Linked DNA regions of Homo sapiens: region 2 is linked to region 1. Evidence: read pairs that join two places in POLR2A ChIA-PET (ENCODE). Cell type or tissue: PC-9. All regions are shown on one strand. Links, peaks and the distances in the headings refer to the core of each region. The heading gives the core; the rest is flanking DNA.

Region 1 (10,937 bases), core at 2,114-7,113:
ATTTCCAGTACTATATTGAATAGGAGTGGTGAGAAAAGGCATCCTTGTCTGGTGCCAGTTTTCAAGGGGAATGCTTCCAGCTTTTGCCCACTCGGTATGATATTGGCTGTGGCTCTGTCATAAATGGCTCTTATTATTTTGAGGTATGTTCCTTCAATACCTAGTTTATTGAGAGTTTTTAAGGTGAAGGGATGTTGAATTTTACCAAAGGTCTTTTCTGCATCTGTTGAGATGATCATGTGGTTTTTGTCTTTAGATCTGTTTATTTGATGAATTATTTTTATTGATTTGCATATGTTGAACCAGCTTTGCATCCTGGGGATGAAGCCAACTTGATTGTGGTGAATAAGCTTTTTGATGTGCTACTGTATTTGGTTTACCAGTATTTTATTGAGTATTTTTGCATCAATATTCATCAGGGATATTGGCCTGAAGTTTTCCTTTTTTTGTTATTGTATTTCTGTCAGGTTTTGGTTATTAAGATGATGCTGGTCTCATAGAATGTCTTAGGGAGGAGTCCCTCCTTTTCAATTGTTTGGAATAGTTTTGGAAGAAAGGGTATCAGGTCTTCTTTGTACTTCTGGTGGAATTCACCTGTAAATCCATCTGGTCCTGGGTTTTTGTTGTTGTTGTTGTTAGGCTATTTATTACTGCCTCAATTTCAGAATTTGTTTATTTGTCTCTTCAGGGATTCAACCTCTTCCTGGTTCAATATTGGGAGTGTGTATGTGTCCAGGAATTTACCCTTTTCTTCTAGATTTTCTAGTTGATTTGCAGAGGTGCTTATAGTATTCTGTGATGGTTGGTTGTATTTCTGTGGGGTCAGTGGTGATACCCCTTTATCATTTTTTAAGGTGTCTATTTGATTCTTCTCTCTTTTCTTCTTTATTACTCTAGCTAGTAGTCTATATATTTTATTATTATTTTTCAAAAAACCAGCTCCTGCGTTCATTGATTTTTTTGAAGGGTTTTTCAAGTCTCTATCTCCTTTACTTCTACTCTGAGCTTGGTTATTTCTTGTCTTCTGTTAGCTTTGGGGTTTGTTTTCTCTTGGTTCTCTAGTTCTTCTAGTTGTGATGTTAGGGTGTCTATTTGTGATCTTTCTAGGTTTTTTGATGTGGGTATTTAGTGCTATAAATTTCCCTCTTAACACTGCATCAGCTGTGTCCCTGAGATTCTGGTACGTTGTCTCTTTGTTCTTATTGGTTTCAAATAACTTTTTGATTTCTGCTTTAATTTCATTATTTACCCAGGAGTCATTCAGGAGCAAGTTGTTTAGTTTCCATGTAGTTGTATGGTTTTGAGTGAATTTCTTAATCTTGAGTTCTAATTTGATTGCACTGTGGTCTGAGAGACTGTTTGTTATTTCAGTTCTTTTACATGTGCTGAGGAGTGATTTACTTCCAGTTATGTGAGCAATTTTAGAGGAAGTGCCAAGTGGCACTGAGAAGAGTGTATATTCTGTTATTTTGGGGTGGAGAGTTCTGTCGATATCTATTAGGTCCACTTGATCCAGAGCTGAGTTTGAGTCCTGAATATCTTTGTTAATTTTCTGTCTTGATGATGATCTATCTAATATTGACAGTGGTGGTGTTAAAGTCTCCCACTATTATTGTGTGGGAGTCTAGGTCTCTTTGTATGTCTCTAAAAACTTATTTATGAATCTGGGTGCTCCTGTATTGGATGCATATATATTTAGGATAGTTAGCTCTTCTTATTGAATTGACTCCTTTACCATTATATAATGGCCTTCTTTGTCTTTTTTGATCTTTGTTGGTTTAAAGTCTGTTTTTTCAGAAACTAGGATTGCAAGCCCTGCATTTTGGATTTTCCATTTGCTTGGTAAATTTTCCTCCATCCTTTTATTTTGAGTCTATGTATGTCTTTGCATGTGAGAGGGGTCTCTTGAATACAGCACACCTATGGGTCTTGACTCTCTACAATGTGTCTTTTAATTGGGGCATTTAGCTTATTTAAATTTAAGGTTAATATTGTTATGTGTAAATTTGATCCTGTCATCATGATGCTAGCTGATTATTTTGCAGCCAAGCCATCTTCTCTTGAGGCAGCAAATGGGATGCTCACACACCCCCTGGTGTAGATAGGCACTATTTTGCAACTGTTGTTGTCTGCAGAATTTGGGAAATTCTCCCTGGTTAAAAGGCAGCTTGGTCCCAACTAGCATGTACCTTTTTAACATTCAGGGTTCTGTTTACTCTCCTCTCAAGAATAACTTTTTTTTTTTTTTTTTTTTTTTGAGATGGAGTCTCACTCTGTTGCCCAGGCTGGAGTGTGGTGGTGCAATCTCGGCTCACTGCAAGCTCCACCTCCTGGGTTCATGCCCTCCTGTCTCAGCTTCCCGAGTAGCTGGGACTATAGGCGCCCGCCACCATGCCTGGCTAATTTTTTTGTATTTTTTAGTAGAGATGGAATTTCACCGTGTTAGCCAGGATGGTCTCAATCTCCTGACTTCGTGATCCACCCGCCTCAGCCTCCCAAAGTGCTGGGATTACAGGCGTGAGCCACGTCACCCAGCCAAGAATAACTATTTTACCTTTACTAGGAAGAAAATTGTTCCTAACAACTTGTATCAGTCAGCACTTTCAGTTGCAAGCATCAGAAACCCACTCCAATTGATTTTAAGCAGAAAGGATTTGTTAAGAAGCTAAAGGAGGAGCTTGTGTTTAAAGGTGGTGATTTCAAGACAGACATTTATCTTTACAGCCTCCAAACACCTCTCTTAAGGACAATTAGGGGCATTTAAAAGAAGATATAAGCACACAGGTTAAAGAAAATAAGAGAGGTACAACAGTTACAAAGCTTTGGAAGCTACAAAAGAGATTGCAAAGAATAATTAATTTAGCATCTGAAGAAAGTTGAATCCCAAACTGGAAACCTGACTTGCATTAAGGAAACTTCTCAAAGTTTCAGAAATTGATCCCACTTGATATTTCTGTGAGGTGAGGCTGAAACAGGGATATTTGTAGCTATAAGAAGCAGTTAAGTCTCAATATATTTTCCAACTCCATGTGGCCAGGCAAATATACTCCTTATTGCTCTACCAGGAGACTTGGAGATTTACTTTCTAGAGCAGTAGTTCCCAACCTTTTTGGCACCAGAGACCGGTTTTGTGGAAGACAATTTTTCCACAGATGATAGTGGGATTTAGGGGGATTAGATTGTCATAAGGAGCGCACAACCTAGATCCCTCAATTGTGCAGTTCACAGTAGGGTTCACCCTCCCATGAGAATCAGCCTTGGCTGATCTGACAGGAGGCAGAACTCAGGCGGTAATGGTCACTTACCCCCTGCTGTGCAGCCCGGTACCTAATGGGGTAGGGGGAGGGTAATGAGCATTATTGAGGTATAATTCATATATCATACAATTTAGTACTTTATTGGATACAATTCAGTGGTTTTTAGTATATTTACAGATGTGTAGTTATCACACAATGAATTTTGGAACATTTTATCAGCCCCAAAAGAACATCCCATACTCCCATTAGCAGTCATTTCTCTCCCCAAACCCTTTTCCCAGCCCTCAGCAACTACAAATCTACTTTGTATTTTTATAGATTTGCCTATTCTGAACATTTCTTATGGATAAAATATACACAATATGTGGTTTATGACTGGCTTATTTCACGTAATAATGTTTTCAGTTTACCCATGTTGTAGCGTGTATCAGTACTCCGTTCTTTCCCATCTTCATTACAGAATAGTATTCCATTGTATCAATATACCACATTTGCTTATTCATTTGTCCCTCTGTTGATGGACATTTGCATTGCTTCTATCATTTGGCTATTATGGATAATACTGCTATGACAATCTGTTTTTTAGTGCCCTTCTTTAGTGCTTGTTTTTAAATTCGAGCAGATAGCCAAGGATCACCAGGAATTTTAGGAAAGCCTGTAACATAAACGAAAGCAAAGCAAACACAGGTCAAAAATTTAAAAAAGCAACTTAGAGGAAATACAGTGTGCAGAGAGAAGAAAACTTAGAAGAACTATCACTAATAATCTCAAAATAAAAAAATATATAGGACCTGTCAAATAAGGACAGGATTCTATAAAAAAATGAACAGCCAGCTCACAAAAAGAGCTTTTGGAAATTAAAAGCATGAGAGCAGAAATAAAGTACTTAACAGAAGAGTTAGCAGATAAAGTTGAGGATATTTCCCTGAAAATAGAGCAAAAAGTCAAATAGATGAAAAACTGGAGGAAAATTAGTAAAATTATAGGATCAGTTCATGAGGTCCAACCTCCAAATATTAGGAATTATAAGAAAACAGATGGAATGGAGGAGATAAAATAATCAAATAAATCTTCCTTGATAGATCCAAGAAGGTTTATAAACTATAGCATGTTTTTAATGCATTGAGTTTGAAAGCATTTCTGTGGAAGATTTTGAGAATGAATTAATTTTTATCTACTTATGTACATAGAAAGCTAAGCAAATGAAATAAAAGTAATTATAAGCTCCAGGGAAAAGAAGACTTTCCAGAATCAAAGTGTAAGATGGGCTGAAATGGTCTTCAGTACAATGAATCAAAATAGATCCACATCAGGATATTCTGAAATTTCAGAAACCCTGAGAAAAACATGCAATAGTAAATTATGTATAGGGAAAAAAAAGAACATACAAAGTAACAGAATTAGAATGGCTTTGGAATGTTCGGTAGCAACACTGATGCAACATCTCCAAAATCCTGAGGGGAAATGATTCATAATGCTAGAGAGAATAGAGAAATATGGGCACAATCCTTCTTGTTTGTCGATCTCTCCTTGGCTCTGCCTTTTCATGCTGTTTCTACCTCTTTCTGCCACCTCATTCTTACACTTTCCAGATAATGAGCCACTCTGAGAAAATCTTCCTCACCTACCATACTGATATTGAATGTTTAGCTTGAAGTTATCGGCCCCAGGACCCAGCCACTGGCAAACAGAGTCTGGGCTTCCTTGTGAAGACAAAGGGGTAAGGAAAATAGGAGAGTAGCCATATGCCAGTGGTACTGATTATTCATACATTAATCTTCCGACATATGAGATATATTTGCCTTTTGATTGAGAAATCTATGGTGATGGAAACTAAAGCCAAGTAAATCTAGGGCTGGGTCATTTCCACTTACACTGGGAATTACTAGGAGGACATATTTTTCCTCCTTTCCTTGACCACATTGATTTTAAGTTAACATCCTAAGTAAGATTTTATACTCAGCCAGACTATCACAATTACATGTGAGATAAAGACACTTTCTAGACATGGAATGTCTCAAAATACACTCTCAATCAGGAAGCTGATTAAGGATATACTGTGTTAAATCTAGGTCAGTCATGACTAGCTGAGATGGCTGTATGAGGTTCCAGGAAATAGTGGAACCAACTCAAGAGAAAAGTGGAGTGAGTCCCCAGAGATCTTAGGCTCTCAGCTATGCAGTAGACTTAGAGAACAACTTATCCATACTGAAACAGGTCAAATGCCTCTTTAAGTGATGGATCCAAGATTTATAAACTATAGCATGTTTCAATGCATTGAGTTTGAGAACACTTCTGTAAAAGATTTTTGAGAAGGAATTTTTACCTATTTATGTAAATAGAAAGCTAAGCAAATGAAACAAAGGTAATTATGAACTCCAGGGAAAAGAAAAAAGAAAGGAAAAGTAATTGTATGCATCAGGAAAGGCTACATTATGCTGTGGCATAACTATGCAACCTAATTCTCAATGTCAGTAGCTTGATATAACAGTAGTTTATTTCCTGCTGTTGTAGAGTCCACTCGAGTCCAAACAATTCTCCAGGATGACCATCCTCCATGCAGTGACTTAACAGTCTGTGCTTTTCTAGCATTACAGCTCTGCCATCTTAACGGGAGGCTTCTATGAGTGCCATGGCAGGGGAAGAGACTGCTTGGAAAGCTTGAATCCTCTCTCATACGTTATTGTTATTATTTTTTGAGACAGGATCTCACTCTGTCACCCAGGCTGAAGTGCAGAGGTATGATCTCAGCTCACTGCAGCGTCTACCTCCCAGGCTCAAGCGATCCTTTCACTTCAGCCTCCCAAGTAGCTGGGATCACAGTCACACACCACCACAACCAGCTACTGTTTGTTTGTTTGTTTGTTTGTTGAGATGGAGTTTCACTTTTGTTGCCCAGGTTGGAGTGCAATGGTGCAATCTTGGCTCACTGCAACCTCCGCTTCCTGGGTTAAAGCAAGTCTCCTGCCTCAGCCTCCTGAGTAGCTGGGATTACAGGCATGCGCCACCACGCCTGGCTAATTTTGTATTTTTAGTAGAGATGGGGTTTCACCATGTTGGTCAGGTTGGTCCTGAACTCCTGACCTCAAGTGATCCACCCACCTCGGCCTTCTAAAGTTCTGGGATTACAGGTGTGAACCACCGTGCCTGCCCTACAGCTAGTTTTTTAAAAAACTGTTTTGTAGGGATGGGGTCTTGCTATGTTGCCCAGGCTGGTCTTGAACTCCTAGGCTCAAGCGATCCTCCCACTTAGCCTCCCAAAGTGCTGGGATTACAGGTGCGAGCCAGTGTGCCTAGCACTCTTTTATATTTTAACCCACAAGTGACACAGATCATTTTTGCTCACAACCCACTGGCTAGATTTAGTACATAGATCCACTGAATGATGTGAATGGTGGGGCAGAGAGGGTTCTTATCATTTTTTCCTCAACCTGACCTCTGATTACTGTTTGACATGTTCCAAATGCTCCGTAAGTTGTCAAGGCACATGATATTCATGCATTTTCATTGGGATTTTTCATTTTTATTAGGTTGGTGCAAAAGTAATTGCTTTTTTTTTCTTCTTAAGATGGAGTCTCACCCTGTCACCCAGGCTGGAGTGCAGTGGTGCGATCTTGGCTCACTGCAACGTCCACCTCCCGGGTTCAAGTGATACTTCTGCCTCAGCCTCCCGAGTAGCTGGGACTACAGGTGCACGCCACCATGCCCGGCTAATTTTCGTATCATTAGTAGAGACGGGGTTTCACCATATTGGCCAGGCTGGTCTCAAACTCCTGACCTCATAATCCTAATTATTTACTAGACTTAAATGAAGTTACATTTTTATCAAAGCATAATCCAATCAATACTGATTTTAATTTAATTCTATGTCAACTAAGAGGGTAGACTTTAGCACCCGATGTGTTGGGTTTGAATCCCTGGTTTTTCTAGATGAATCTCCTTCAAAAGCAATTGGGTCTTAAACTTTTCATATACTTGAAATCACAATCCATGAAGTTGCTTTAGTATTTCATCCCTGACAAACCAGAAATGAGAAATTTTTAAGTTTTTGGAATAAAGGACAAATACAAAGCAGGAAATAGTTTTAATTTAGAAACATCTAATCCTAGATAATTTAGTAACATTGATTATAGCACAATTCTTGAGCACTAACTATGCACCAGGCAGTGTTTAATTGCTCTGGGCTCAAGCAATCCTCTTGCCTCAGCCTCCCAAATTGTGGGGATTATAGGCGTGAGCCACTGTGCCCGGCCCTGGGTTCTTTTTCTTGCATTATAGGAAGATGACATTTCCTGGCCTCCCTTGCCATGTGACTTGGACATGTACAGTAGTGATTCATGTCTCCTCCATACCAAGACAGAAAACCTCACATCATTGCAAGTGCTTTCTCTTCCTCTTCATGGTGGCCACGTACTAAGGTGGCAGCAACAAAAAAAATGGAAGGAGCCCAGAACCCTGAGTCACCTGCCCGATCCACACCAAGTTGTGATGTGAAGGAGAAATTCAGCTTGATTGTGTTACTGAGTTTGGGGGGTTGTTTGTTACAGCAGCTAGCATCAGTTATCTCTTGTGAAATCACACAGCTAACAATTGAGCCAGTATCTGACCTAGATCTATTGCCTACAGAGCCCCACATTTAACTACTATTATCTGGCCTCTTTATTGCCCCCACACACTTGAAATATAAATTTTTAAAGACATTTTATTCTTTTTTCTATCCAGAATTTATTGAATCCTGATCATTTTTTCCTTAATGTTGATTTTGTAGACTCATTTCCAGGAAGAACAATGTCAGGCAGAGAGAAGGAATTGAAAGAGTATTTTTAATAAATTTGTACATGTTAATATAATTTACTTATTTGCAATTCTCATAGCTATACGATATTCTATCCCATTTCCAGTGTGGCAGCGACAAAAAAATGGAAGGAGCCTAGAACCCTGAGTCACCTACCTGACCCACACCAGGCTATGATGTGAAGGAGAAATACAGCTTGATTGTGTTACTGAGTTTGGGGGGTTGTTTGTTACAGCAGCTAGCATCAATTACTCTCATACAGATGTGTAAACAGATACTTGCACTATAGTGTTTTAGGCCCTGCTTCAGCTCTTCCTACAGTGTCAGACATATGGTAACCCTCATGAGTTATTTGTTCAGTAAATGATGAATTTAGAGGTAGACACATCCCTTTGTTACAGTGGGGGTCTGAAGGAGTGTTGAGGGGTGGGAAAGCCACCTCACTCTATGGGAAGGCGTGTGTACTATCGCTGATCTTTCCATGTAACACCCTTTCTCCTGCCAAGAATGCCCCCTTTTTTTTTTAGAAGTGCAGCTACCATATCAAACCATCCGCTTTCTGGTCCCAAAGCATGAGCAGTGCAGGCCTAGCTGTTAAGGTCTCTCAGGTCAGATAATTTTATGCCTTATTCCCCCTATCACTTCTTCAGAGAAGGTAATCTTTCCTAGAGAAATGTGTTCTTTCGCCATTGACCCCTGGCAGTTGGTAACATTTTCACCAGCCTCCTCCTATTAAACTGCAGTGATGCAGCAGCAGCCCAAAGCCATAGAAAACATGGCAAATGTGATTTTCCATGTGTACCAACACTCATTGCTGAGCCCACTTTCCTTGAGGCCCTAACCGTGCACGTTCAGATAGATGGCTTATTATTCCCTGTTGTACTCGGTGTAATAAGGCTAGATTAATAGATTTAACTTCTATAAATATTCATTTATTTTATCATTTCCTTTTAGCTTTGCCTCTAACAAAACCCCTAATCTTGGGGTCAGGGCACCTAGAAACGTGCTCATACCCTTTCATCCTGTAGATGAGTACCCTTGGGTATCCATCACAAGGAATAGGATGATAGAAAATGAGTAACATATGCAGAGATTCAGAGTATTTGCTACTAAAAGAGCAAAAACACTGGAAATGGGATAGAATATCATATAGCTATGAAAATTGCAAATAAGTAAATCATATTAACATCTACAAATTTATTAAAAATATTCATTCAATTCCTTCTCTCCACCTGACATTGTTCTTCCTGCAAATGAGTCTACAAAATCAACATTAAGGAAAAAATAATCAGGATTCAATAAATTCTGATGAAGACAAAAAAGAATAAAATGTCTTTAAAAATTTATATTTCAAGTGTGTGGAGCAATAAGGAGGCAAGATAACAGTAGTTAAACGTGCGGCTCTGTAGGCAATAGATCTAGGTCCAGATACTGGCTCAATTGTTAGCTGTGTGATTTTACAAGAGATAATTTCTTTAAACCTCAGCTTTTGTTTGTTTGTTTTAATCTGAAAAATGGGGATAATAATGATTCCGGTCTTACAGGACTAAATCCGATAATATGAAAGCAGTTAGCACAGTGCTTGGCACATAGAAAATATTTAACTCAGCCAGGCGTGGTGGCTCATGCCTGTAATGCCAACAGTTTGGGAGACCGAGGCGGGTGGATCACCTGAGGTCAGGAGTTCAAGACCAGCCTGGCCAACATGGCGAAACCCCGGCTGTACTAAAAATACAAAAAAATTAGCTGGGTGTGGTTGTGCGCACTTGTAGTCCCAGCTGCTCTGGAGGCTGAGGCAGGAGAATCGCTTGAAACCGGGAGGCAGAGGTTGCGGTGAGCCGAGGTCGTGGTGAGCCGAGGTCGCGCCACTGCACTCCAGCCTGGGAGACGGAGCGGGACTACGTCTCAAAAAAAACAAAGCAAACAAACAAACATAAAAAATATTTAACAAGCCTGAACTTGTTTATTTTTTAATATATTTATTTATTTATTTATTTTGAGACGGAGTCCCACTCTATCACCCAAGCTGGAGTGCCGTGGCGTGACCTTGGCTCACTGCAACCTCCACCTCCCTGGTTCAAGCAATTCTCCTGCCTCAGCCTCCCGAACAGCTGGGACTATAGGCGGGCGCCACCACACCCGGCTAATTTTTTTGTATTTTTAGTAGAGATGGGGTTTCGCCATGTTGGCCAGGCTGGTCTCAAACTCCTGACCTCAGGTGATCCGCCTGTCTCGGCCTCCCAAAGTGCTGGCATTACAGGCGTGAGCCACCGTGCCCGGCCTTAACAAGCAACATGGTGAAACCCCGTCTCTACAAAAAAATACAAAAACTAGCTGGGCATGGTTGCATGCACCTGTAATCCCTCGTACTTGGGAGGCTGAGGTGGGAGGATCACTTGAGCCTGGGAGGCAGAGGTTGCGGTGAGCCAAGATCATGCCACTGCACTCCAGCCTGGGTGACAGAGTGAGACTCTGTCTCAAAAAAAAGAAAAAGAAAAAGAAAAAAATATATATATTTAACAAATGTTAACTATTTTTATTATCATATTTATGTTAACAAATGCACACTAGAAATGGCAATCATTTCTTCCCTGGGTACTGATCACATTACATGCTCCTCCTGGTTTTCCTCCTCCGCCCTGGCTGCTCCTTCTGTCTCCTCTGCCAGCTCCTCACTCCACCCAAGCTCTCCCAAGCTGGGCTTCCCAGGGCTTGGTTATGTGCTCTGTACCTTCCTTTCTCTTTCTCTTTCCGGGAGTCCCATAGCTTTAAATATCAAATTTACACCTTCTGGCCAGAAATCCTCCCCTGAGCTTCAAGTCCATCTGCCTCCTAGACTTCTCCACTTGGAAGTCTAATACCTATCTTAAATTAAATAAATTCAA
Region 2 (10,937 bases), core at 2,129-7,128, 110 kb before region 1:
TTAGTTTAATTTGGGAATAAGCCTAAATTCCCCAGAGAATCTCTCACCTCAACTCGCGGGGGGGGGTGTGTATTTCTACATTCTTGAAAGGAAGTAGGGTTGTTGATCTGATTGATTTTGCAAATCAAATATGCAATTTTTTGTCTTAGTATTCTGTGGGCCAGCCAGGGATAATGGCTTGCATCTGAATCCCAGCTACTCAGGAGGCAGAGGTGGGAGAATCACTTGAGGCCAAGAGTTCCATACCAGCCTGGGCAACAAGCGAGACCCTGTCTCTACAAAAATAAAAAATCAAAAATTACCTGGGCATGGTGGCACATACCTGTAGTCCTAGCTACTGGGGAGACTGAGGTGAAAGGATGGGTTGGGCTCAGGAATTTGAGACCAGCCTGGGCAATATAGTGAGACCTCATCTCTACAAAAAATTAAAAAAATAAGATTAGCCAGCATGGTAGCTTGCACCTGTAGTCCCAGCTACACAGAAAGCAGAGGTGAGAGGAATGGCTTGTGCCCAGGAGTTTGAGGCTGCACAGACCCATGACCACAGCACTGTACTCCCACCTGGGTGGCAGCATGAGACCTTGTCTCAAAAAAAAGAGAAAGTTTATTGTATAAGTACCTAAAGGGAACCATGGGAAATTATCGTTTTCTGACTTGGCTTATGACATTGCATTGATTATTCTTGAAAATTCTAGTTACAGAAGCTTATTCTGGAGTATACAAATACTGCTACAGCACTTTTATATGAGATACTTCTGGTCTTTCAGCAGGTACAATTTTTAAAAATTATATTTTTACATATTTTATGTAACTATAAATTACATGACTATTATATATTATGATATATGTATATTATGTGATTATGTTATATGATTAATAATATATCAAAAATGCTTGTACTTGAGATGGTCTCCAAAACTGGTTGATTTCAATGATATGAACTTTGCTCTTAAGTGCTCATCTAGTTTATTTTCCAAAACTGATTTTAAGGATTCGATTAATCAGGATAAAAATGTATTTAAGAATGAGTATCCTTTTATATACTACTTGAACTTTATGAATATAACTTGTTTATTTCCTTGAGTCTTTTAGGGAAATCTCGGATTGGGATCCACAAAGTTTGCTATTAGCTGGATAATGTCCTTTCTACAAAGCTGTCCTCCCATCGTAAGTATCTAGAAGTCAAAACGAAATCACCCCCAAGCCTAATTAAACAGATACTCTTGTGCTTAATTAATAAAACACAGATTTTCCCTGTGATGTAATCAAGTTTATCAACCAGAAGCAAAGTGTAAATTTGACAGTTTATTATTTAATTGATAAATCGTTTTTACATTTTGGACCTGAATGTTTAAGGTACTGAAATTATATCTTAAATGGGAACGTTATTTCATGAAAAACTCTAAGATACATGTAGAAAACAGAATATTAAATTATTAGCTGTATAATTAGGTAAAAAGATAAACATTTACCTTAAATAGTGAGCATGAATCTAACACTTGGGATCATTTGTGTGCTCTGTCCCACAGACACCATCCTAGTTCCTATTATCACCATTTCTTTCCTTGATGCTACAATCACATCTCAATGGTCTGTCCCTGTCTTCCCACCAGATTACAGGCTGAGGGATCCATTTGAAATAAAAATCTGATTGTCATCCCTTGCTTCAAATCTCTCAATAACTCTTCCTTCTGAATGAAGACTAAACTCCTTAACATGGCCTACAGGGCCCTGCGTGCTATGGCCGACAGCTTCCTCTGGTCCCTCAGCCTCCCTGCTGTGTGGGTCTCTTGCTCACCATCCCTCTCCCCACCACCACCCCCCTCCCTGCAGCTGCATCACAGGACCTGTACCGTTGCATCTGTCTCTCCATTGGAAATGCTTTCCCTCCCTTTTTCACCTGGTCAACTTCTACTCATCCCTCAGGCCTCAGGGCCCCTTCCTGGGGTGTGGCAGTGGAGGACGCTTCTCTGCCCCCCGTGACAGGGGAGATTCCCTCATTAGAGGCACAAACAGTGCATGGCATGGTGTCCTCTTCCTCTGCTTTATAGGCCTCGTCACTGTTGCAGTTTGCATTTGTTTGTGTTATTATTTGCTTCTGCCGTGTCACAGCCATTAGTGCCCACTCATATTCTGTCTCTGCCTCCTTCTGGGCACATGGTGGGACTGCACTTCCCTCTCCATGTGAAATTGTGGGGTGGAGGCGGTCTCTGTGGCTGCTTTGGCTAATGAAATGTGATCAGAAGTGGCCTATGTCACTTCTGGGCAGAAGCTTTAAGAGCCAGTATGTGCCACCTGGCATTCTCTTTTCCTTCGGCATAGCACCCACAAGGTGGCTGCCCTGCCTGCAGATGGCCAAGAGTAACCACAGTGAGCAGAGCCCTGCAGACCCCTCTGGGACATGCAGTGTGAATGAGTAATCAACCTTTGCTGTTTCAAGCAAAGCACTGGTATTTTGGGAGGTTTGTTACCACAGCATAATCTAGTCCATCACGACTGATACAATGTCTTTCTCTTCCAACAGACTGCCAGTGCCGTGAGGGTAGAAGCTATGTCTGTTGTGCTAGGCACACCATAAATGTTCAGTAAAATATCTGCTGAATTAATTGTAGTAGAGGCTTTATCCCTTAATCTCTTCCCACCTCCTCAAACTTATGCATTCAGTCAACAAACACTTAATTGGAAATCTCTTCAAAAGAGTAATCTAAACTAAATTTCCATTGCTGATGGACACGAGGTAATATGTTCTTTTTTTTTTTTTTTTTTTTTTGAGACAGAGTCTTGCTCTGTTGCCCAGGCTGGAGTGCAGTAGTTCTGCGATCTCAGCTCACTGCAACCTCCACCTCCCAGATTCAAGCAATTCTCCTGCCTCAGCCTCCCAAGTAGCTGGGATTACAGGCACCTGCCACCATACCCGGCTAAATTTTGTATTTTTTAGTACAGACGGGGTTTCGCCATGTTGCCCAGGCTGGTCTGGAACTCCTGACCTCAGGTGATCATCCACCTTGGCCTCCCAAATTGCTATTACAGGCATGAGCCACTGTGCCCGGCCTGTTCTCTTTCCATATATGGACACGCATCTGTTGGACCATCAGTGGTCCCCTGCTGTTTCTCTAGAGTGATGTTGGGTCTGTTCTATGGGATCTAGACTGTCTTGTCAGATCCCTATGACATATGTTTACACAAAGCTGGCTGGGGCCAGAGGGTACATTTGTCAGTAGAACAGCCAGCTGCCTTCTACAGAAGTTGAGCCCATGAACTTGTCTTCCTCAGTAGCACACAGGCCCCAACCAATCTCAGACCATTTCACAGAATGTTTGAAAGTTATAGTCATTCACAGCAATGGAAGCTCATATGTGCAAGATGCAAGACCCCTTTGTTTTCTGTGTGGTGGCTGCAGACCCTATTACATGGACTGATGTGTGGAAATCTGGGTTTTACAGACTCCACGTAACAGGAAAGTTTCTTTTTATTTATTTATTTTTTTATTTTTATTTTTTTACTTTCATTTCCCATGTAAGCCTTCCTGCATGGTATTTATTTATTTATTTATTTATTTATTTGAGACAGAGTCTCCCTTTGTCACCCAGGCTGGAGTGCAGTGGTGCGATCTCGGCTCACTGCAACCTCCACCTCCTGGGTTCAAGTGATCCTCCTACCTCAGTCTCCCAAGTAGCTGGGATTACAGGCACCTGCCACCACGACTGGCTAATTTTTGTATTTTTAGTAGAGACAGGGTTTCACCATGTTAGCCACGCTGGTCTCAAACTCCTGACCTCAGGAGATCCTCCCACTTCGGCCTCCTAAAGTGCTGGGATTACAGCTGTGAGCCACCGTGCCTGGCCGCATTTATTTATTTTAAAAAATTTTTAAAAATGAGATGGGGTCTTGCTATGTTTCCCAGGCTGGTCTCAAACTCCTGGGCTCAAGCAGTCCTCCTGCCTCAGCCTCCTAAGTAGCTGGGAATACAGGCATGTGCCACTGTACTCTGGCTAAAAGGAAGTTTCTTTACCAGCCTCTAAAGTTGGTTCACCAAAGGAATTGGGTTGAGTATGAGGCTAGTCTGTGACCATGAAGCATGTAAGGATGAAGGGTTGGCAAAAGAAAGCTTCAATATTAACCCAGTTATAAACAGTATGGGCAGAAACAAATCATTCAAGAGACATTTGCAAGCAAAGAAACTGGGATCATTGCTATGCACCTGCATGTCAGTCAGCTCTCATTATCTTACTTGGTTAGAGAAAGGTGCTAGAAAAGTTAAAAACTTAATTTCTAAATAGGCTAATTAACATTGTTCTGTTCTACTGCCTCAGACTCTCTCAGCTCAAGCTGTGTTTGCCAGGCAATATATGTTTAATCAATATATATATAATGTTTTGTCAACACATGTAAATGGTCTGGAATGGGAAAAATCCACTTCCACCTACTTGCCCTACCTGTAGGGAAGGGCCAGTTGCAACATATTACAATAGAAAAGGCAACACATTTTTACTGATACTAATTCAATGGGTGTGTAGTGTGACCTGTTGGTTAGAGTTTGAAAAGGCACTAGTGTTCTTTTCTGCTTTTCACACAAGCCTACGTTTATGGATTGTAATTACACAGAAGAGTAACTACTTGCACTCGCCCAGGCTGGAGTGCAGTGGTGCGATCTTGGCTCACTGCAACCTCTGCCTCTGCATTCAAGCAGTTCTTGTGCCTCAGCCTCCCAAGTAGCTGGGATTACAGACATGTGACACCATGCCTGGCAAATTTTTGTATTTTTAGTAGAGATGGGGTTTTGCCATGTTAACCAGGCTGTCTAGAACTCCCTGCCTCAAGTGATCTACCCGCCTCAGCCTCCCAAAGTGCTGGGATTACAGATGAGGCACAGTGCCCGACCTGGCCTCTTATACTTTTTTTTGAGATGGAATCTTGCTCTGTTGCCCAGGCTGGAGTGCAGTGACATGATCTCGGCTCACTGCAACCTCTGCCTCCCGAATTAAGCGACTTTCCTGCCTCAGCCTCCTGAGTAGCTGGGATTACAGGCATGCACCACCACGCCTGACTGATTTTTGTATTTTTAGTAGAGACGGGGTTCCACCATGTTGGTCAGGCTGATCTCGAACTCCTGACCTCGTGATCCACCTGCCTTGGTCTCCCAAAGTGCTGGGATTACAGGCGTGAGCCACCATGCCCAGCTTCCTCCTATACTTTTTATTTGACATTGGATACCATTTCAATAAGGAACATTGCAACAGTGGTGTTAGGGTAGTGAGGGCCTCAGTCTAGATTTGTAGTTGAAGCTCCAGCTGAAATAGTTGCTTTTGTGGGTGGCACACAGCCTACATGTAACTGTATTTTCCTTGTCTAGATTACTTTTGTGGCCAGTATTGTGAAACAAGTGGTGAGGGGTCTTTCAGCTTCATTTCAGCTGCTAAGTCCCTGCCAAGCAGTTCTGTTGTACCAGCAATTTTACATCCTCAAGAGCTGTCTGCGGCACAGCAGGACTCTAGCTGAGTATATTAGGAATAACTACAGAGAAGAATTCAGGTAAGAAAAAATGTCTGAATCTAATCTGCAGTAAGATTTCACTCATTTCTGAGTTCATGCAAACCTGCAACATGGTCCAATATTTAGAAGATTAGGTATTTATCAGGAATTCTTTTTTGTTTGTTTGTTCTTTTTGAGATGGAGTCTTGCTCTGTCACCCAGGCTGGAATACAGTGGTGCAATCTTGGCTCACTGCAACCTCTGCCTCCCAGATTTGAGCAATTCTCCTGCCTCAGCCTCCTGAGTAGTTGGGATTACAGGCGCCCGCCACCATGCCTGGCTAATTTTTTTTTTGTATTTTTAGTAGAGACAGGGTTTCACCATGTTGGTCAGGCTGATCTCGAACTCCTAACCTGATGATCCACCCACCTCAGCCTCCCAAAGTGCTGGGATTACAGGTGTGAGCCACCGCACCTGGCCTATTTTTGTTTTTAATAATATTTCACTTTGATCTGTGAAAATGGTAGGATTTTGGGGACCTCTAAGAACCATTGCCATTTGAAGTATATTCCCAGGCCAGAAAAGACTAGTGAAACATCAAACTCTCTTTGAAGAACGGTTTGTCACTCATTGTCTTTATTGTAGCTGCATCTCACGGAAGTAGTAATAATTTTAACCTGCTGTGAGTAATTAAGAGTAATAAACTTGGCTGGGCATGGTGGCTCATGCCTGTAATCCTAGCACTGTGGGAGGCTGAGCCGGGCAGATTACTTGAGGTCAGGAGTTTGAGACCAGGCTGAGCAACATGGTGAAACCCCGTCTCTACTAAAAATACAAAAATAAGCTGAGCCTGGTGGTGCACGCCTGTAATCCCAGCTATTCGGGAGGCTGAGGCAGGAGAATCACTTGAACCCAGGAGGCAGAGGTTGCAGTGAGCTGAGATCATGCTGACACACTCCAGCCTGGGCAACGGAGGGATATTCCGCCTCAAAAAAAAAAAAGTGTAAATAAACTTCACTGAAGAGGATAATAAATTATGGATTGTGACTTACAATTGAGTTATTGGACAGAAGCAATTGATAAAGGAGTAACAATTAATGAACATGGTTATCAGGGGTTTTGTTTGTTTCACTTACCCCTCTCAGTAACAGAACAGTAAGAAAGAACAGTAGCCAGCATTGGCTTCATCTGCCAGCCTGTTCTCCTGCACCTCAGGGGTTCCATTTCTATTTATAGGCTGCCAAAGCCAAGTGCACTTAGCAGTGCAGCCCTGCATAGCACCCATTAAGGAGAAAACCCAGGTTGTCTCTGACTTAAGATGAAAAGGGTACAGCGGACACAGCTTTGTCATTTGTTTGGATGAAGACGTAAAAGGATGTGGAGACATAAATTACAGCCTTAGATTGTCTTTTTTTAAAAAAAAACTACAGTCCAATTTATAGACTTTTTTTTTTTTGACACAGGGTCTCACTCTGCCACCTAGGCTGGAGTGTAGTGCTGTGATCTCGGCTTATCACAATCTCTGCCTCCTGGGCTCAAGCAATGCCCCCTTCCACTTCAGCCTCCTGAGTAGTTGGGACTACAGGCATGCACCATCACGCCTAGCTAATTTTTGTATTTTTAGTAGAGATGGAGTTTTGTCATGTTGGCCAGGCTAGTCTTGAACTCCTGGCCTCAAGTGATTCACCTGCCTCGGCCTCCTAAAGTGCTAGGATTACAGGTGTGAGCCACCACACTCAGCCATGGACTTTTTGTCTTCCATGAGGTGTTCCATTCTGACTCCCATAAAAGGGATTTGTTTGGCTCTGAGCTCGTCCAAACAACCCAATTCCCATCTCTTCCCTCTTGCACCTCCTCACTTAAAAAAATATATATATTAAGGTAAATTTCACATAGTATGAAATTTACCATTTTAAAATATACAATTCCATAGTTTTTAAATTCACCATATTTTGCAACTGTCATAACTATCTAATTGCACACCATTTTCATCACCTCAAAAGAAACTCAGTATCCATTAAGCAATCACACCACATATTCTCCTCCTCCTAACCCCTGGAAACCACTAATTTACTTTCTGTTGTGATGGATTTGCCTATTCTGGACATTCTACATAAATGGAGCGTATAATATGTGATCTTTTGTGTCTGACTTCACTGAGCTTAATGTTTTCAAGGTTCATCCACATTGTAGCATGTATCATACAACTCAATTTTTAAAACTTAGATACAAACATCTGAAAATCAGGACAACTGGCAAAGTGGTGTCACACTTGTGAGATGACAACAGTTAGGCAGAACTCCTGCAGCTACCCCCTTAGGTGCATCATGTACTGTTTAGTTTGCCACCATCTCCTCTCTCTCTTGCTTACTCTTACCCCCTAAATTACATTACTGGTAGCCATTTAGGTGTGGATTCTTGTTTTAAACTAGTGTTTTCAACTCACATTGCATTGGAATTATCTGAGCAACTACAGGTTGAGCATCCCTAAACCAAAAATCCAAAATTTGCAATGCTCCAAAATCCGAAATCATTTGAACACCAACATGATGCTCAAAGTAAATGCTCATTGTAGCATTTCAGATTTTACATGTTCATATTAGGGATGCTCAACCATTAAGTATAATGCAGATACTCCAAAATCTGAAAAAATCTGAAATCCGAAACACATCTGATTGCAATCATTTTGGATAAGAGATACTCAACCTATTAAAAAAATACTGATAACCAGGTGTCACACGTAGAAATTCTGTTTCCATTTGTCTGGCGTGGTACCAGGGCTGTGAGATTTTAAAGATAAAGCTCTCCAGGTGATTCCAATGTGCATCAGGGTTGAGAACCATTCTTTTAAGTCATCCAAGGGGATGGTTGAAGTCTTTCTCATTTTTGCCTCTTCCTCTGGCCTTTCCTAGGCTTTTACTGAGGCCGTGGGGGATGAGTTCTACTCTTCCCTCTTGACTTGGCCCTAGTAGTCACCACAGCTTGACCCTTTCATTTCAACACCTCACTGCGCATTGCCTGATAAACCAAGAAGCAGGAGCCTCTGCTCATACTGTGGTGAGGACAGTCCACATGTCAGAGATTTTCTAGGTCACAAATGGGGGAGATTGGAGGGACAGTCCACATGTCAGAGATTTTCTAGGTCACAAATGGGGGAGATTGGAGATCTGAAAATGCTGACCAAGTCTTGTAGCTTAGATTCCCACACCCAACAACCCTAGCCAGTGAGTGTGAATGTACTCAAGTGACCAATGTGAAAATTCTTGTTTTTAAAACTCTCTATTTTGTTTCTTTTTATGATTTGCAGGTACTTTATTCACATGCCAGCCTTGCAGAAAAGGCTCCCATTGTGTTACCCCATCACTCAACCTACCATTCAACTTTTTCATGAAGTTCTGAAATTGGTTGAATAGAAACAAACAATGTACGCAATGTTAATAAGAGTATAAAATGTTAATCAAGAGTCAACTTGATATTCACGAGAAACATTTTTTTATTTGTTTAATATCTGGCTATCTCTGAGTCCTATAAACAAAGATTTTAATTGAATGTTCCATCAATACCTCTCTATGAGAAGTTTAAAATTTTAAAAAATAAATTTGATTTATTATAAGTGTGCAAAGATCTTTATGCCATTGGGCAAAAGAGCCATTTCTTTATTAGAGTAGTTCTTCAAACTCACTCTTGCCACAAAATAAACGACTATCCATCAAGACACAGGAAAAAGGAATGCAGGGATTTAGGAAAGCTGTACTCACTTCTCTTCCACCTTAGCAGCAAAAGCAAGAAGGTTCTCAAAATTCTCCTGATAATAGTTCTGTTGCTTAAGCAATAGGATGCCGGGGAGTGTGGGGGCCTGAGGCATGGGCATTCAAGTTCTTCTCAAGGTGTTTTATCTTCTCAGCTTGGGCACAGTGTTCTCGGTGAAACCATGCCAGGCACAGGAGCATGCTCTTCACCCGATTCTGTACTCAGAGCCATCCAAAAACCATTATTTCGACTAGGTTCTTGGAGTCCACTATGTCCACCACCAGCAGGGCCTGGCGCATCCACGCCACTTCTGGAATTACAGCTTGGTCTGGGCCTAAGGTCACTCACTCAAGATCTCATCCGCCAGCCACGCCTCCAGGTAGAACACCAAAGGGTCTCTCAGTTCCTGCACCAGAAACCACCAAGGCCGGAGGCCAGAGTTTTAAAATCTGCTACAAAGAAACCTACATCCATTCTGACATACATAAAGTGGTGCTAAACAGTAGCGTTTCTCCAGAAAAAAAGGTTCTAAGACAAAAATCTATCAAGGGAACAGAAGCCTATGGAGAGTGAACACAGAAAATATAATCTGGTGAGTTTCACTGGTGTAATAATGGTGAGTGGTGTGAAGCCACGAAACATCCTGAGATAAACTGTTGTGGGGAGTATAAGCTACAGAGTGATTATTTGGGAAATGCTGAGCAATAGGATGACACCCTCCTCCTCCACCTATACAAATTCTAGTGACAAAAGTATTCCTGGAAGAATGAGCAGAACACAGGCATAGCTGTATAGAATGTCACTTCCTCTTTTATCATAGAGAAAGAAGCTTGGACTTCAACAAAATTAAGTGCATGGTGCCACTCTGTTTCAGGCATCTGTGGGCTAATTTGTGTAGTCCCATAGAGTCTCTATGAAAGATAAATTGTCTACGAGCAGTTATGGCTCTCCCACAACCATTTAAAAACTTGTCTTTACTATATTTTATGCCATAAACTAATTTAATTCCACAAATACTTAACTTTGGCATCACCGTGAGGTGTTGAATTTGGACTTCTAAGAACATAGGAACTGGACTCTCCATTCAACTTATTATGACTTGAGGGAGGATCAGAGAAAAATCTACTTCCAAAGAAAGAGTTCCTAAGCCAGATTCGCCTGTGTTGGGCAGTGGAGATAATTACTAGGACATTTTATTCCAGGTTCTGACAGAGCCAAATGACCAGCTATTTGACTTCAAGCAAGTCAGGCCCCCTTTCCAGGCCACATCTGTTTCTTCCTGGGCTTCCTCTGCTAGGTGGAAGGGTGGGACTAGATGTTCTCCAAGTTCTCTTCCAGCTCTTACATTCTCTGCCTGTGACAAGACATTTAACACTCTGAAATGGAGTAGTGTGTTTCTCTGCTATCTCGGCTCAGTGGATGATTTTGCACTAACTTCAAGTAATCCTCCTTTCTTTTTACCCAAAGTTTCCCTTTCAGCTGTCACCAGCCATCACCCCATAAAGTGTCCAAGTCTTTTCCTTCATTACCCAATGAGGAGTCCACATTTTCTACCCTCAATTTTGGGGGCAGAGAGAGAGGAGCAAAATGGTGTTTTTGAGTGTCCTGGCTGTTAGATGGGGGATTATTTTCAAGAGACGGTCAATCAAAGGAATATGAAAAGATTCTTGGAACATAGGCAAGTATTACCTCAAACCGGACAAAGAATGTACTGA

What was found. Peaks named below come from ENCODE experiments on the same cell type or tissue, not always from the same donor. Only the 100,000 strongest peaks of a DNase experiment are listed, where the experiment ranks them.
Region 2: POLR2A ChIA-PET joins it to region 1 with 6 read pairs; 3 of 35 experiments call an interaction of 5 or more read pairs at or near these places.

The regions. Positions count from the first base shown.
Region 1 is chr12:64,154,657-64,165,593 of GRCh38, reverse strand. SRGAP1 (SLIT-ROBO Rho GTPase activating protein 1) reads right to left here. Exons shown (of 22, transcript NM_020762.4): 22 at 3,377-10,937. Among named protein-coding and RNA genes, the nearest start is that of KICS2, 62 kb to the left of the region's middle. In PC-9, for the core only: no CTCF peak of the experiment used is centred there; a DNase peak (open chromatin) is centred at 4,723; H3K27ac peaks cover 1,979 bases.
Region 2 is chr12:64,265,131-64,276,067 of GRCh38, reverse strand. C12orf56 (chromosome 12 open reading frame 56) reads left to right here. Exons shown (of 13, transcript NM_001170633.2): 10 at 696-770; 11 at 1,093-1,167; 12 at 5,354-5,532; 13 at 8,780-10,937. The coding sequence ends at 8,885. It also overlaps the pseudogene OOEPP2. Among named protein-coding and RNA genes, the nearest start is that of KICS2, 48 kb to the right of the region's middle. In PC-9, for the core only: a CTCF peak has its summit at 2,169 (motif pointing left); no DNase peak of the experiment used is centred there.